Linked DNA regions of Homo sapiens: region 1 is linked to region 2. A link is an interaction called in ENCODE POLR2A ChIA-PET data of the cell type or tissue named here. Cell type or tissue: A673. All regions are shown on one strand. Links, peaks and the distances in the headings refer to the core of each region. The heading gives the core; the rest is flanking DNA.

What was found. ChIA-PET counts read pairs that join two places held together with the same protein. Peaks named below come from ENCODE experiments on the same cell type or tissue, not always from the same donor. Only the 100,000 strongest peaks of a DNase experiment are listed, where the experiment ranks them.
Region 1: POLR2A ChIA-PET joins it to region 2 with 6 read pairs; 4 of 35 experiments call an interaction of 5 or more read pairs at or near these places.

Annotation. Positions count from the first base shown.
Region 1 is chr19:4,573,913-4,576,816 of GRCh38, reverse strand. No RefSeq gene overlaps it. Among named protein-coding and RNA genes, the nearest start is that of SEMA6B, 16 kb to the right of the region's middle. RefSeq lists a silencer at 1,186-1,480 and an enhancer at 936-1,528. In A673, for the core only: CTCF peaks have their summits at 439 and 644 (motif pointing left); DNase peaks (open chromatin) are centred at 616 and 1,276.
Region 2 is chr19:4,461,310-4,464,213 of GRCh38, reverse strand. No RefSeq gene overlaps it. Among named protein-coding and RNA genes, the nearest start is that of UBXN6, 5.0 kb to the right of the region's middle. In A673, for the core only: no CTCF peak of the experiment used is centred there; no DNase peak of the experiment used is centred there.

The sequences.
Region 1 (2,904 bases), core at 297-2,796, 110 kb before region 2:
TTCTGGCCATGATCTCATTTGGAGCTGTGGGAGCATTGCTTGCATTTAACAAGTGGACTGATGTTTAGTGAGCACCTATTAAGTGCCAGGTGCCGCGGACCCAGCAATGACCAAGGCATAGACTACTGCATCCTGCCCTTGTCGAATTCCCAGCTGGGTGGGGGGACAGGGGAGCACAGACACTAACTAGAGAAAGGGCAAGGTAAATCAGGTATAGTCAGTGCCCTGAAGACAGTTATCTTGCAAGTGGCTGAGAAGGGCGGGGCTGTGTTCACTGAGGCTGTCGGGGAGGGTGTCTCTGAGGAGATGACATTTGAGCTGAGACCTGGAAGATGAGAAGGAGCTGGTCATGCAGAGATCTTGGGAAGCAGCACTTCAGGCAGAGGGCACGGCCCGTGCAAAGGCCCTGGGGCAGGACCTCACCTGGCGTGTTGGAGGAACACCAAGTAGGCCCGTATGGCTGCAGCAGAGTGTGGAGGGGAGAGTGGGAGGAGGGAAGGGCAAGGAGAGTACGGGGCCAGTCATGCAGGGCCTCGTGGGCTGCAGTGAGGATTTGAGCTTCGACCCCCAGGGAGGTGGGAGCCATGGAGGGCTGCGGGAAGAGGAGGGACAGGACCTGACTCTTGGTGCCCTCTGGTGGCAGCTTTGGGGAAGACAGACGGGGGCGAGGCTGGAATTGAGGACCAGGTCCTGGTAATAATTGATGGGGGCCGGCCAGGCAAGGGTAATAGAGGGGGGCAAAGTGGATGGATAGGGGACAGATTTTTGGAGTCACCCACAAAACTTGCTGAGATGGATGTGAAGAGGCTGAAAGCCCCTTTCTCTGGGGGCAGGGCAGTGCTGTGGTTAACAGCGCAGCGTCTGGACTCCTGGGCCCGGGTTCAGATCCCAGCTTGGCCATTTCTGGGCTGTGCGACCTTGGCCCCATCCCTTGCCCACCCTGGCCCCGAGTTTTCCCACCTATGGAATGGTCAGAAGAGCCCCTGTGACCTACCCCGCTGGGCTCAGTGAGGGACAGGGCTGGGAACACGGGGTAGGCACCCTGTAAGTGTTTGCTGTTGTCCCTCTTTGAAGGTCGGAGCCTCAGGCTCTGGGGAGCAGTGAGGCACAGATGGGGATGACAGCCTCCCTGAGATGACCCAGCAAACTGGGGGCCCCTTCCCCTCGAACACTGTTCTCCACAGTCTGACGGTTCTCAAGCCCCATCCCCCAGCACCCACGTCACTCTGCCAGCCCCTCCATCATTCCTGAGCCCTGACTCACCAGGACTTGTGGTCCGCTCTGACCCCGGGGCCTTTCCCCTGGGACCTATTTCCCGCCTTTGTCTTCTTCAAGTTCATTCGCCAGGTCTTCCGTTCCCAGCAGCACTTGGCACTCCCTGAGACCTCCACCCCCATTCCCCACCACCTCTCTCAGCGGGGCCCCCTCCAGGCCTCTCACACTGGTCCCGGCCACCTGGGGATCCCCAGCCTCTTGGGAGGGGCAGAGACTGGAGGAATTCTGGGGGAGGAGTTCAGCAGTGCGGGGAAGGGCACCCAGAACCCCAACTTGGAGGGGAAGGGCTCCTCATTTTCTGCCCCTAGATCAAGCCCCCAAAGGCCGGGCCATCTTTCTTCCTCCCTAAGTGGAGTCCCTATAACAGAACCTTATTCTCCTCTGAACTCCACAACTGGGTCCCAAGCTCACGACCCACCCCTCTGTACTTCCTCCAAATTGGGTCTGAAGGGAGGACCTGTCCGTCCCCAAACCTGCTTTGGAATCTGTGGGTGCTCGACGCCCCAGCCCCAGCCTGGATTCCCTTGGAGCCCCAGCCCCCTCGAGCCACCCCCTCCTGGGTCCCTTAATTACCTGCTGGGTATAAATGACACTTTAATTTCCTCTGAATGGTCGTTGCAACCCCCCCCACCGCCCCACCCATTCCTAATTACAAGTTGCTGTTTCCGACTTGCCTCCTGGTGGCCCAATTTCAAAACAGTGATTAAAATTAATTACCTGGGGGCCCCCTCCCCGGAGGGGAGGAGCCCCAGGAGCCCCAGAGATGCATCCACGTCCCCACTGGAGGTTCTGCCTGGGCTCCCACACCCTGGCTTCCCGAGTGGCCTGGGGACAGGGACAGCCTCTCTCTGGGTCTCTGCTTGCTTATCTGTGAAATATTTCAGCTGGCCAGATGCGGTGGCTCACGCCTGTAATCTAACACTTTGAGAGGCTGAGGCGGGTGGATCACTAGAGATCAGGAGTTCGAGACCAGCCTGACCAACATGGTGAAACCCTGTCTCTACTAAAAATACAAAAATTAGCCAGGCAAGGTGGCACGTGCCTGTAATCCCAGCTACTTGGGAGCCTGTGGCAGGAGAATCGCTTGAACCTGAGAGGAGGAGGTTGCAGTGAACCTAGACTGTGCCACTGCACTCTAGCCTGGGTGACAGAGCAAGACTCTGTCGCAAAAAAAAAAAAAAAAATTTAGGGTGTGCCATCATCACGGGCAGGTAGCACATTGTGAGCACTTGGAAAATGTCAGCAAGAGGCGGCCTCACACAGTGGCTCACGCCTTTAATCCCAACACTTTGGGAGGCTGACTCAGGAGAATTGTTTGAGCCCAAAAGTTCAAGACCAGCCTGGGTATCATACCCCCTACAAAAAATACAAAAAATTAGCTGGGTGTGGTGGTGCACACCTGTAGTCCCAGCTACTCAGAAGGTTGAGGCAGGAGGATCGGGTGAGCCTGGGAGGTCGAGGTTGCAGTGAGCTGAGATCACGCCACTGCACTCCAGCCTGGGTGACAGAGACCCTGTCTCAAAAAAAAAAAAATGTCAGCAAGAAGCAAGATCACGTTTGCATCCATGGCACCCTTATGTGCTATGTGACCTCAGCAAAATGGCTTAACCTCTCTGAGCTTCAGTTTTT
Region 2 (2,904 bases), core at 129-2,628:
AGGTCGGGAGATCGAGAACATCCTGGCTAACATAGTGAAACCCCATCTCTACTAAAAATACAAAAAAAATTAGCCGGACGTGGTGGTGGACATCTGTAGTCCCAGCTACTCGGGAGGCTGAGGCAGGAGAATGGCGTGAACCCGGGAGGTAGAGCATGCAGTGAGCTGAGATTGCACCACTACACTCCAGCCTGGGTGACAGAGCAAGACTCTTTCTAAAAAAAAAAAAAAAAAAAAAAAATTGCGGGGCGCGGTGGCTCACACCTGCAATCCCAGCACTTTGGGAGGCCAAGGCAGGTGGATCAGGAGGTCAGGAGTTCTAGACCAGCCTGGCCAAGATGGTAAAACCCTGTCTCTGCTAAAAATGCAAATATTAGCTGGGCGTGGTGGCTGTAATCCTAGCTACTCGGGAGGCTGAGGCAAGAGAATCACTTAAACCCAGGAGGCGGAGGTTGCAATGGTTAAGCTAGGTGCAGTGACTCATGCCTGTAGTCCCGGCTACTTGGGAGGCTGAGGTGGGAGGATCACTTGAGCCTGGGAGTTCTGGGCTGCAGTGACCCATGATTGTGCCTGTGAATGGCCACTGTAGTTGTGCTCCAGCATGGGCAACATAGGAAGACCACATCTGTATAAAAAATTTTTGGGCCAGGCACGGTGGCTCACACCTGTAATCCCAGCACTTTGGGAGACCAAGGTGGGTGGATCACGAGGTCAGGAGTTCAAGACCAGCCTGGCCAACATGGTGAGACCTTGTCTCTACTAAAAATACAAAAATTAGCCGGGCGTGGTGGCGTGTGCCTGTAATCCCAGCTACTGAGGAGGCTGAGGCAGGGGAATCGCTTGAACCCAGGAGGCAGAGGTTGCAATGAGCTGAGATCACACCATTGCACTCCAGCCTGGGTGACAAGAGCAAAAACTCCGTCTCAAAAATAATAATAAGAAGAATAATTTAAAGTTCCAACAGCTTTACAATCAAACGCTGGGCGAGGTGGTTAACACCACTAATCCTGGTGATTTGGGAGGTTGAGGGGGATCACTTGAGACCAGGAGATCTATACCAGCCTGGGCAACCTAGCGAGACCCCATCAGTATAATACATATTTCATTTTTAAAATTTAAACAGTTATTTGTTTACTTTGAGTTTATCTTTTTTTTTTTTTTTTTTGAGACAGAGTCTCACTCTGTCACCCAGGCTGGAGTGCAGTGGCAGGATCTCGGCTCACTGCAAGCTCTGCCTCACGGGTTCACGCCATTCTCCTGCCTCAGCCTCCCGAGTAGCTGGGACTACAGGCGCCCACCACCACGCCCGGCTAATTTTTTGTATTTTTAGTAGAGATGGGGTTTCACCATGTTAGCCAGGATGGTCTCAATCTCCTGACCTCGTGATCCGCCCACCTTGGCCTCCCAAAGTGCTGGGATTACAGGTGTGAGCCACCACGCCCGGCCGAGTTTATCTTTTAATGGTTTTTTGTTTGTTTGTTTGTTTTTTGTTTTTTGTTTTGAGACGGAGTCTTGCTCTGTCGCCCAAGCTGGAGTGCAGTGGCGCGATCTCAGCTCACTGCAAGCGCCACCTCCCAGGTTCACGCTATTCTCCTGCCTCAGCCTCCCAAGTAGCTGGGACTACAGGCACCCACCACCACACCTGGCTAATTTTTTGTATTTTTAGTAGAGACGGGGTTACACCATGTTAGCCAGGATGGTCTCGATCTCCTCCTGCCTCAGCCTCCCAAGCAGCTGAAGCTGCAGGTGCGCACCACCATGCCTCACTAATTTTTGGTTTGTTTGTTTTTTGAGACAGAGTCTCACAAACCAGAATGCAGTGGCATGATCTCAGCTCACTGCAACCTCTGCCTCCCAGGTTCAAGCAATTCTCATGCCTCAGCCTCCCAAGTAGCTGGGATTACAGGGAGGCACAACCAGCACTGATTTTTTTTTTTTTTTTTTTTGGTAGAGACAAGGGTTCGCCATGTTGCCCAGGGTGTTATTTTTATTTTATTTATTATTATTATTATTTTTTGAGATGGAGGCTTGCTCTGTTGCCCAGGCTGGAGTGCAGTGGCATGATCTTGGCTCACTGTGACCTCTGCCTCCCGGGTTCAAGCGATTCTCTGCCTCAGCCTCCTGAGTAGCTGGGATTACAGGTGCTGCCACCACCCCTAGCTAATTTTTGTATTTTATTTTTAGCAGAGACAAGGTTTCATCATGTTGGCCAGGCTGGTCTTGAACTCCTGACCTTGTGATCCACCCACCTCAGACTCCCAAAGTACTGGGATTATAGGGGTGAGCCACTGTGCCTGGCCTGTTATTTTTATTTTTTAGTAGAAACAAGGTCTCACTATGTTACCCATCCTGGTCTTGAACATCAGGGCTCAAGCAATCCTCCTCCCTCGGCCCCCCAGTGTTCTGGGATTACAGGCGTGAGCCACTGCGCAAGATTGAACAATTTTTAAAAAATTACCCGGAGGCCGGGTGCAGTGGCTCACGCCTGTAATCCCAGCACTTTGGGAGGCTGAAACAGGCGGATCACCTGAGGTCAGGAGTTCAAGACCAGCCTGACCAACATGGAGAAACCCTGTGTCTACTAAAAATACAAAAAAGTAGCCAGGCATGGTGGCGGGTGCCTGTAATCTCAACTACTCGGGAGGCTGAGGCAGGAGAATCCGAGAGATGGAGGTTGTGGTGAGCCGAGATCGCACCATTGCACTACAGCCTGGGCAACAAGAGCGAAATTCCTTCTCAAAAAAAAAAAAAAAAAAAAAATTAGCTGAGTGTGGTGGCACATGCCTGCAGTCCCAGCTTCTTGGGAAGCTGAGTGGGGAGGACTGCTTGAGCTCAGAAGTTCTAGGCTGCAGTGAGCCATGATTGTGCCACTGCACTCCAGCGTGGGGAAGAGAGTAAGACCCT